Linked DNA regions of Homo sapiens: all the other regions are linked to region 2. A link is a contact called in ENCODE Hi-C or POLR2A ChIA-PET data. All regions are on one chromosome and are shown on one strand. Each heading gives the region's core, a stretch centred on a gene start or an enhancer-like site at or near the end of the contact. The rest is flanking DNA. Distances are from core to core; before and after follow the strand shown.

Region 1 (3,203 bases), core at 63-2,562, 1.0 Mb before region 2:
CAAGAAGCGGGGCGCCAGTTAGCAAAGCAAAACTTGTACTTGCAGCAAATAGGCGAATATTTGCTGGATTAGAAAAAGGGTGGTGGGAGAAGAAAAGAAGTGCAACCCAAATCAGGGAGAGCGGCGGGTGAGCTGGAGTGGGAAGGTGGCAGTTATCACTGCCCAGGTGGAGAGCGAGGTTGGCGACCTGCGTCTCCACCTGTCCGTGCATGCCAGTGTTGATGCGTCCCTCCCATCGCCCAGCCGCTGGCCAGGGCTCTTCCTTTTTCTTGCCTTCCTCTGGCCACTGACTGGCTCTCCCACTATGTTCCTAGAACGGGGTCCCCCCCACCAACATCACCCTGGCGGTTATCCCTTCCACTTTCCCCCTTTCCAAAACTAGCCAACTCTAGGGCGCCTTCCACTCCGCTCCCGACCCCAAATCGTCGCTGCCGCGGCAGTCACAGCCTAGGTGCACTTGTCCCCGGCTGCGCCTAGAGCAGCGGCAGCCAAAAATGTAGTATTACCTTCCCTGTTTGGTGATGATCATCTCCGTTTGGTGCCGGTGAAATTTCAGCCAAAGGGGCCTGTTGCACAGGTACACCTGTGCTTTGCCGGGCACCAGCCCCGGCTGGGTGGAGGAGAACTGGTAGAACGGAGCTCCTTGGTAGGAGTGGCCGTACTGCTGTGGGTAGGGGTAGCCGGCCGTGGGGTATCCCTGCGGCGAGGAGTTGGACAGGAGGCTGTTGTAGGCTCCGTTGGTGATGACCGGGTGGTGGGCCATGTAGCGGCTAGGGCTGCCGATGGAGAAGGCGGGGTGCGCCGGTCCGTGCTGGCCGGGGTACGGGAACATGGCACTGGGAGCAGTGGCCGCAGACTGTGGCTGGCTGGACTGAGAGAGGAGGTAGCGATCTGCAGCAGAGCCATCGAAACTGTGACGAAGCTCAGAGACCCCGTCCAAGACAGGAGAGAGTTTACTTCTCTGGACGTCCCCTGGTGAGTCCTTGGAGTCAGGAAAATTGTCTGTATCTGACTGATTCGTCATCCCCCTGGTAATTTTTTTCAAAGGTGAACTTCTCTCCAGGTTGTCAGTGGTCGAGATAATGGGATGATCGTGCAAGACAAGCTCGGATCCGCCTGAATGTGGGTAGCTGCTGCTCACATTGAGAAATTTCTTGGAGAGCATGATAGAAGGAGAAAGGCAGTGCTCCAGCTGCATAGCTCTAGAACCTGAACACTCGCCCTCCCGTCCCTGGTTTTTAAAGTCCTATTTATCATAAACTAGAAATCCACAGACCCCCTCACTAGACAGAAAGCACTTCAACCAGCAAATGCTTCTCAAAGGTTTGATTTACTTTTTTTTTTCCCTGGGAGAAGAGATTGGCCAATTGACACTATGCAGCAATCAGAAAAGGCTCACTTTTGATCTTGCTGCTTGTGCAGCCGATGAAACGGCTCCTGCCATTGGTTAGCTGCTGACAGTAATTTAATTAGATAGACATTAATTAGGATAATCACCTGGCTCCTGGTAGCGACGATCATGGCAAATTGAAGGGGATGATTTTATTGTTGGCTTGGGGGGTGGGGAATGTGTGTTGGTTTACGTGAGCACTGTTGTGTCACCTTTAAGCTCTGTGACCACTGCTTTAGGAAGATTCAAAGATGTGGAATTTACTAAACATTTCCTACCTTCCCCCCCTTCCCCCCTTTAGAGCGGAGGGGCGGAGGAGGGAATTCGACGATGCTAGGAGACTTTTCGGATCTGAATGAGCCAAATATTCAGTTGAATGTAACGATTTCAAGTGCAAAGTATACAAAGCGCGAGCCGGTGGCCTCTTCTCGCCCTGTAAAAGTTCCAGAGTCTGTCTTTTCCAGCTAATACAAAAGCACACAACACCTGAGCTGGTGCTTTGTGAGCAGATCCTACATGTCCTCGGCGCCCCCACCCCCACCTTTTAAACTGCAAACATAAATAAATAAATCCCTGCTGCTGAGAGCCACAGCGACAAGCAGAAGGGGGGAGGAGAGGGGGCGAAAAGCAGCAACTCACCCACCAATCCACCCACCTCAGGAAGGTTCGGTTTCTTGGTTGAGTACAGAAACAGTGACAATCTATGATCTCCTTTTTAAGTTTTGAAATAATCATAAGCTGTCGGGCTGAAATGCCTTAATGTATTTGCAGTGATGTTTACCGGCTCTTTATTAAATATTTTATCAGCGCACTTGGTTGCAGATTATCTGAAGAACATCTAACTGGGGGCAGGCGCCATGCATCCTTCTCGTCCCTCTGCATTTCCTTCTCTCTGAGGTACTGGCTTGGCGACAGGTTCAAAAGCCTCGCCAGGAAAAGAGAGGGCCGAGTCCCCGTGCAAATGGGCTCGTCAGAAGCGCTGATCTGGGGAGACAGAGTGGAAGTGGTGTCAACACAGTAATCGCTACTGAAAACGTGTGTGTGTGTGTACGTGTGTGTGTTTAATGTTTATATAATCTGGAGGGGAGAAAAAGCATCCATGCCAATAATTTTTAAAAGGAAAAAGAATCTAAAGAGGAATAGAAAAAAACCAATTTAAAAAGATGTTGGCACAAATAAATAGCACGAGGCCCGAAGAGACCCCGAGGTGTAGGGAGGAAGTCTCCCAGCACCGGCTCTACAGAGGAGCCCAGCCCTCGGCCTGAGCCAGAGGGCCAAGAGCGGCAGAGGCTTTTTATCTGCCCAAAGCTGCCTCCCGCGGCCCGGCGCTCGCTGACCTGCCCTCCCGCGGCTTTCCTCCCGGACGCCGAGCCGCGCGGGAATGAGCAGGAGGAGCGCCGCCCAGAGCTCCGCTCGGCCCCGAGAGCTGGCCGGCCCGAGGGCGGGCTCCGCCCGGGAGACTGAAGGAGCAAGGGGTGAGCTGCGTCTGGCGCAGACCCCAGGGGCACACGCTCTTCCCGGGCTGGAGGAGCGGCCTGGGCACCTCAGCCGGGGGAGCCTCTGGCTTCGAGCGAGCGCGTCTGTCCTACCCGGGCCGGGGCAGCTCCCGGAGTGAGAGCAGCGCCTGGGGACATTGGGTGGGTCCTGAGCATGGGCGGAGACGGGTTATCCAGACTCGCCGCTTCGCCACTGTGGTGCATTTTCAGAGCTGCGCCTCGGTGGGCCGAGCGGTCAGCGCTGAGCCGAGACTGCGCCCCTCCAGGCGGGCTGAGCGCCTTGGCTGCAGAGGGCACCAGCTGCGGCCTCCATCAAC
Region 2 (3,562 bases), core at 181-2,680:
TATCTGCATCATAGCCCATCACCCTTCTAATCTCAGAAGTCCAGTTTAGGGATTCCTCCCACCTTTTTGGGGAGGGAGAACTTGTGAGCTAGGAGGTGAATGATGAAGCAAATGGATGATACAGATGGTAAGTTTGTGATGTTTGGAAGCAGCATTGATATAAAAATGTGGCTGTACTGAATGATTGTACAACTCTTAAAGCTTTCTACATTTTACATATACAGTCATCTCTCAGCATCCGAGGAAGATTGGTTCCAGGATGGCTCAAGGTCCTGATATAAAATTGCGTAGTATTTGTATATAACCTATGTACATCTTCTCGTATTCTTTAATCTCTAGATTACTTATAATACCTGATACTATGTAGATGCTATGTAAATAATTGTTATACTGTATTATTTTCAAATTGTTTTATTGCTATTTTTATTGCTTTTCCCTGAAATATTTTTAATCCACAGTAGGCGGATGCAGAACCTCTTTATACGGAGGGTCGACTGTGTAGGAGTGAGCTAGTTTCAGTTAAAGCAGCGGTGGTTGGTACTCATCTCTCACCTGCCCCCACGTAGTGTAGCTAGGGCATCAGGGAGTACTGATCTCTGGCATCATCTGGGATCAACAGGATTTTCCTGCCTCACAGGCCTGTGAGCACATTAGAAATACACCTGCTCAGCTCAAGTCAAAGTGAGAAGCTTTTGAATGGAGTGATAACCGAGTAGGCAGTATCTAAATAAAGATGATTGGTTCAAGTCTCAGTGGACAAATGTGTACGTTCTATTACTGTTGACTGTGACTTTGAAGTATATGGTGTTCATTAAGCAAATCCAATCTGATCGTATGAAAAGAGCACCCCAAAAACCAAAATGAAACCATTTATCAGGACTTTTGTAGCTATGAAAATATTTTAGTGTGTTTTGAAACAAAAAAAGTGATTTATACTCAAAGGCTTTTAGATATAGAAAATTGGTATTTTCATTTTTCCTTTGTGTTGTTTCTTGAATTCTTTTATTAGCTACTCCTCTTCCTGTTTCCTTCCATTTTGGAACTGCTTTCTTGAGGTAGCTAAGTTACAAACCAACCATACTTTGGTTTCTGCACATCGTGGCATGTAGGAAGGCCTTTTTTGCTAAGCAGTATGTTGTCCTAGTGGTTTCCAGTAGGGTTTTGGAGGTAGGGGAGTGAATGCAAAATTTTTCTGCATGTGTGTATGTGTGTGTTTATATCTGTGTGTGTTTAATGGTCTTGCCCTCCAATAGTTGTACTTGTTAAATGTTGCTAACTTTTGATGAGGGAAGTACTTATCTTCCCAGTTTAAGTAGATTTACATAGTTTACTGCCTTCTTCAAGATTAACTGGGTGTAGCTGCACGTGAGGAATTCAACAGTGATTCAGTGTTTGGCCTTGTTTAGAGGATGACATACAAAGCTGTTGATTAATCCTCTTCAGGCAGTTTCTGTTCACAGCAATTTGTGTTTAGTAGATTGGGTTTTGTTAAAGTTTGAAGATTAAACTTGTGCATAGAAGATATTTAAATGAACACTGCCTGAAACAGTCCCAATTTGTTGTTGTTTTAAAGAAAGTAAACGTCTTCAAGCTACAGAGATTGGAGGTTTAGTGGAGAGTAGCAGAAAGGTAAATTGGTATGTATAAGTAAGGTATTGGCCCATTTTTATGTTATGTTATCTCTGTGTATTTGTGGTCAGGTAGGATCTATGAGTCATGATGATGATATTTTAAAATCTACCCATACATAGCCATTTGAAAACTGTACAATTCATCGTGATTGTCCACTTTTTCTACTAGGGACCGTTTTGGCATCTCATTACATGTTCCATAGTTCACTTCAGGTTTTGAACATACTTCTAGTTTTTTACTTTTCCTTATTTTTAGAGATTACTGTCAACTGGGCTCACCATATATTAGTACTTTTATTTTTGAGACCTTTCTTAGGAGGGTAAGAGTCTATCTGATCCAGGTTTCTGAGAATATATTTATAAAGTACTCACCCAATAAATAAATATTTTAAGGATGTATAAACCTCAGTCATATTTAATCTTCATAGCATCCATATAGAGAAGGTCTGGAGTTTTGAGGCAGTGACATCTTAAGTGGCCTACATGGTGAAAGCTAGGTCCCTGGAGTCAAGGGCTGTGTCTGCTACTAGGAAAAAGAAAGCCCGTCAAGAACAGCTGTGGCCTCACTACACTTCCCTTTACTTGGCCTCCCAAAGACATGTGGCCCACAGTGTCCAGATTTCAGATGTGGGAATTGTAGCTCTTGAATGTATTAGTGTTTTTTTGTTTGTTTTATAAAGGCTTTCACAGATGACATACTAGACACTGAGTTAAATTTGAATTTCAGATAAACAGTGAATAATTTTTTAGTATAAGTATGTCCCAGATTTTCATCACACTGCATTTTTGAATTTGCTAAATCTAGCAGCCCTCTCTCAGGGAAATCCAATTCGCTTTTTAAAACTCATTATAAAAAAAATCATGATAATAAGACATACTATTACTTTTTCCACTGAAAAGTTTGCCCCTTAGCATATTCCTTAGGCCCTGATAACGCACGTTTCACATTTTACCTCCTTGAACCATTTGGTCCATGCTTCCGCCTGCACTCTACCTAATTGAAAGACTATGGCTTAAGTTGTGGCTCTACCATTTGCATGCTTTTTCACTTAACCTCCCTAAGTCTGAGTTTCTGCTAAGTAAAGATAATAGTGCCCACTTCACAGGGTAGTTGTTAATCCTTCTAAGGTGCTATTATTAATGTCCCCACAGAGCAAGCAACAGCGGGTGGTCCTAGGAGACTTCTGTGTGGTCTAGGGAGACCTTGACACAGTCGCCTAAGAATGGACCGTGTTTACAGCCTCTAAGAATGGACTGTGTTTAGAATGAGGGGCAGCCTGAAAAAGGGTAAGGACCTGAGGTTGAAAATGAAATTCTCAACCACATTTTTTTAAAAAAAGAAAGTACCAAGAAGTAGAAAAGTGGATCCCACCATATTTTTAAACAGTTGGTCATGGTTTATGCCCTCGATAGCAGAATTTGCTTCCTCTCTGGGGAAGACTTTCAATCCTTTCTTCTTTATTTCATGCAAATATATTAGGAAGGTAAAAAGAGCATTGATCATTCTTATCAGTGAAAAATGCTACTTTTTAATTTGCTGGAAAACAGGTTTGATTATTAGTATATGCACAATTATTTCCTGAATTCTTTCCTTTGTCTTGTTTGTGTATTTGATTTTCAAAGATATCGTCTTTGCATTACTCAGAAAAATAAACATTTTTTTTGTCCTTGGACATCTGTAGGTGTTTAGTGGGTGTTTGTTTTTAAACTCGCATCTGTACAGAATGCTTTGCTTAACACATTCTAAAATCTTGGTGTAAACTTTAAAATAGTATAGAACACACTGTGAGGAAAGGAAGAAAGCATTTCCTGGAATTAGGATAAGGTGAAAGAATTAAATGGAGCAAATGAAATCCTGGACTAAAATAAAAAATCAATATAACTGTTGGGACTTAACACTTAATATAACGACAGCAGCAGCAAGAAACTTG
Region 3 (3,477 bases), core at 978-3,477, 1.7 Mb before region 2:
CTTTTCTCAAAGCCCCATTAACTGCTTCCTATTATTTTGATAGTGGGACCACATACATAAAAATCTCTCATTTGTGTGGAGTCATTTCGATTTCAAGGGAGATCCTTGTGTTTTTCAGAAAGGGCAGAAGTGGGGGAAGAATAATTTAGTATCCTTATCTAGTGTTTGATTATCAATGCTGGAGAAAAATATCTGTAAGAGTGTTTATACAGTACACTTCAGTTTTCTTGATGATCTCCCTTTCCTATATGATGATTTGCTTAAATATCCATATTAAGTATAGTCTCAAGGTAAGGTAGGCAGCCTGAGAGTCTAGAGGTCTTTAGTTTTAAAGGAATCTAGCCAGTGAACATAATTCTTATTACTAGACTGCCACAAGGAAGAAATTAACTTACCCTGTATATCAGGGTACAAAAAATTCAATGATGTGCCTAAATAAGTTATAAAGATTTAGGCCAATCATAAGCTAACAGCAGTTTCAGGTAGAGGTGCATGCCTAATGTTAATTAGTGTAGATTCCATTTACTGCATTCTTTTGATCACTGAAATAAAAGCTATATAAGATTCAAAAAAATTGATTAACTCTGTAAAGACCCTATATTCAAATAATGTCACACTCTGAAGTCCTAAAGGTTGGGATTCTAATATATCTTTTGGAGGGACACAATTCAATCCATAACATCAAGTAACTGCACAACCTAGCTACCCTAATAAACTGAGTGTTGCCTAATCTACCACATGATAAAATTGGGCATTTGCAGGAGCATGCTATTATTAAGCGAAAATTGTATCTATATGATAAAGGAGATAAGCCCACCAGGTCCACAAGGCACAAGAAACTCAGACTAGCAGAAAACTTAGACTCTATGATGCCTGCTCCCATTGACTCAATGTCTCTCCCTCAGTGCACACCTATAGCTTCACAAGGAGTTTCCTACAACTAGGCAACAGATGAGGGAAAGGAGTCAATGTTATGCAAAGTAAGCTGGCACTAGCAATAAGTAGATGGCTGCTGCATCAGAGTCCCTCCCAGGGATGTCCTGAAACACAGCAGAAAGGGAAATCTTACTGACAAACAGAACTTTGAGCAGAACATCTGCTTTTCTATTTTGCAAGAAAAAAGAGATGGCCCAATGTAAGATCTACACTGACTCATCAGTGGTGGCTAATGTGTTGGCCAGCTGCTACCTTAAGGATTTGGAAAAAACAAGATTGAAAGACTGGTGACACAGAGGTCAAGGTGGGGGAGGCATGTGAGAGAGTCTCTTGAAATGGGCACAGGGTGTGAAGATATTTGCGTCTCATGGAGTGCCCTCCAGAGAACAAATTGACCTGTCCCGTAGATGTCAGCCAGCCTCCTGCCAGCTTCCTTGGGGCTTGCTGAATGTACAATGAGTGCCATGGTGCTGGCATGGAGATGAAGCACAGGCTTAACTCTCCAGACTTCCTTCACCGAGGCTGATGTGGCTTACCAATGCTGAGTGAGCAAAATGCTGAGAGTGAAGGGCAGCACTGAGCCCCCTGTGGCACCATTCCCCGTAGTCCGTGTTAAATGGCCTCTCTTCACAGCATCAGTTCACAGGGTCCAGTAACACCATTGACTCATCTTCCTCAGCAGTTGGAAGAGGGAGGAGGAGAGTTAGTTTCAGCCTCTGGAGTTGGGGGTGAGTGAGGATACTGATGTATCACAAGCAACTAGTGGGCAAGGGGGAAAAGATGACTGAGTTCAAAAGCAATGCCTGGATTGGAAATAAAAGATGGAAAATTGCATTAATTCATAATCATGTGGTAATGCCCCATCGGACTCTGCATTCTTAATCTTTTACCTCTACTGACAGAGAGGCTTTGCTTTTCAGCTGCTGTGAACAAGCTGAAGAGGCCTTATCCTCTTATCTGCAAGAGTGGAAGTAATCACAGGGGGCCCTAAAGGCAAATGTTTACCTGTGTATTTTATCGTGAAAGTGCCAAGGGTCCAGACCTCACCTCTCTTGTCCCACTTTATCTCCAGTACCTAGAAGGGAGGCTGGCACATTGTAACCACTCAAACATCTGTGGATGACTGGAATAAATGGGAGGATGTAGGAATGAATGAACGAATGAATAATCCTTTAGGGAACAATAGAGAGCTGGGGGAGGGAGAAGCCATACCTGATCTTTTATTCTTCTCCAAAACCCTTGAAAAGACTATGAGAGGCCGCATAGAGTAGCCATTAAGACCTTGAACTCTTAATTTAGGATCTACAACTTCCTAGCTGAATGGCTTGGCCAAGTTATTTATTCTCTGTGTACAGTCTTCCTTCCTGTAAAACAAACACAGTAAATGCTTAGAGCAGCACCTGGGAAAAAGTCAAGTTCCACATAAGTGTTACTGTCATTATTTTTGTCATCTTGATGAGTGTGTAAGCCTGCAAGACAATCGGGAAATTCCCTAGGGAGGGTGAATCCAGATACTCAGCTTCCAAGGGCCATTCAAGAGGGAACAATCACCTTTTCTCTTTGCCTTTCATACTGCTTTAGACCCCTCACTGCTTCCTAACATAACTTTCACTGGCAAGAGACGGAGTCCTGGGTTTCAGTTCCAGTTGCCTGCGGTGGGCTGTGTGAGTTTGCCAAAGTCCCCTGCCCTCTCTGGGTCTCGGTTCCCTCGCCTGTCCACGTGAGGTTGGAGGAGCTGAACGCCGACGTCATTTTTAGCTAAGAGGGAGCAGGGTCCCCGAGTCGCCGGCCCAGGGTCTGCGCATCCGAGGCCGCGCGCCCTTTCCCCTCCCCCACGGCTCCTCCGGGCCCCGCACTCTGCGCCCCGGCTGCCGCCCAGCGCCCTACACCGCCCTCAGGGGGCCCTCGCGGGCTCCCCCCGGCCGGGATGCCAGTGCCCCGCGCCACGCGCGCCTGCTCCCGCGCCGCCTGCCCTGCAGCCTGCCCGCGGCGCCTTTATACCCAGCGGGCTCGGCGCTCACTAATGTTTAACTCGGGGCCGAAACTTGCCAGCGGCGAGTGACTCCACCGCCCGGAGCAGCGGTGCAGGACGCGCGTCTCCGCCGCCCGCGGTGACTTCTGCCTGCGCTCCTTCTCTGAACGCTCACTTCCGAGGAGACGCCGACGATGAAGGTGAGTGCCGCGCCACGTACGTCCCCGGGGCGAGCTGTGGGGACCTCTTCGCCAAACTCCCCAAATGGCCCAAAAGCTGGCGAAACCGGACCAGGGACTCCCCTTAGGCGGAAGCCCCAAGGCCACCCTCTGACAGGTGAAGGGACGTCCCAGAGCTCTCGCTTAGCTTTCGGACCCTGGCTTCTGCTAGGACCCTGGCGTCGAGCTTTGAATGTCCCGGAGAGCCACTCACAGAACGCACGCCCGAACCCGGGCAGGGGTAGAGAAACCAACGCTAATGTGCTCTGAAGGCACAAGTTCAAGGGCACCCGCCTTAGAGAACTCCAACTGGCGCACTCCAGACGCCACCCCCACCCCCAGCCCGCGGTC

The links. A loop is a pair of places that touch in the nucleus more often than their neighbours do. ChIA-PET counts read pairs that join two places held with the same protein, here RNA polymerase II (POLR2A). Pooled maps may share reads with other maps.
Region 1: a loop to region 2 is called in a pooled map, with 2.6 times the contacts of the local background. The contact joins the promoter of TBR1 here to the enhancer-like site in region 2. A Hi-C loop is called at or near these places in 1 of 37 single-sample maps with no recorded cell type and 2 of 50 pooled maps. POLR2A ChIA-PET finds 5 or more read pairs at or near these places in 1 of 52 experiments (activated T-cell).
Region 3: a map with no recorded cell type shows a loop between it and region 2 (2.5-fold over the local background). The contact joins the promoter of DPP4-DT here to the enhancer-like site in region 2. A Hi-C loop is called at or near these places in 1 of 37 single-sample maps with no recorded cell type and 5 of 50 pooled maps. POLR2A ChIA-PET finds 5 or more read pairs at or near these places in 1 of 52 experiments (activated naive CD4-positive, alpha-beta T cell).

What each region holds. Positions count from the first base shown.
Region 1 is chr2:161,414,406-161,417,608 of GRCh38, reverse strand. TBR1 (T-box brain transcription factor 1) reads right to left here and starts at 1,312. Exons shown (of 6, transcript NM_006593.4): 1 at 507-1,312. The coding sequence starts at 1,198. RefSeq lists enhancers at 564-1,186, 2,948-3,097 and silencers at 2,608-2,657, 2,728-2,897.
Region 2 is chr2:160,401,324-160,404,885 of GRCh38, reverse strand. All of the region lies in intron 1 of RBMS1 (RNA binding motif single stranded interacting protein 1), which reads left to right. Among named protein-coding and RNA genes, the nearest start is that of MIR4785, 4.8 kb to the left of the region's middle. Within about 2 kb of position 1,430, at least 8 of the 41 ENCODE cell types and tissues checked have a DNase peak (open chromatin) inside an H3K27ac peak, as active enhancers do.
Region 3 is chr2:162,073,607-162,077,083 of GRCh38, reverse strand. DPP4-DT (DPP4 divergent transcript) reads right to left here and starts at 2,227. Exons shown (of 3, transcript NR_147697.1): 1 at 2,149-2,227; 2 at 1,473-1,606. It overlaps DPP4 (dipeptidyl peptidase 4), which reads left to right and starts at 2,869. Exons shown (of 26, transcript NM_001935.4): 1 at 2,869-3,108. The coding sequence starts at 3,103. It also overlaps the pseudogene TIMM8AP1. RefSeq lists a promoter at 688-2,464, enhancers at 2,019-2,716, 3,151-3,350 and a silencer at 2,741-3,000.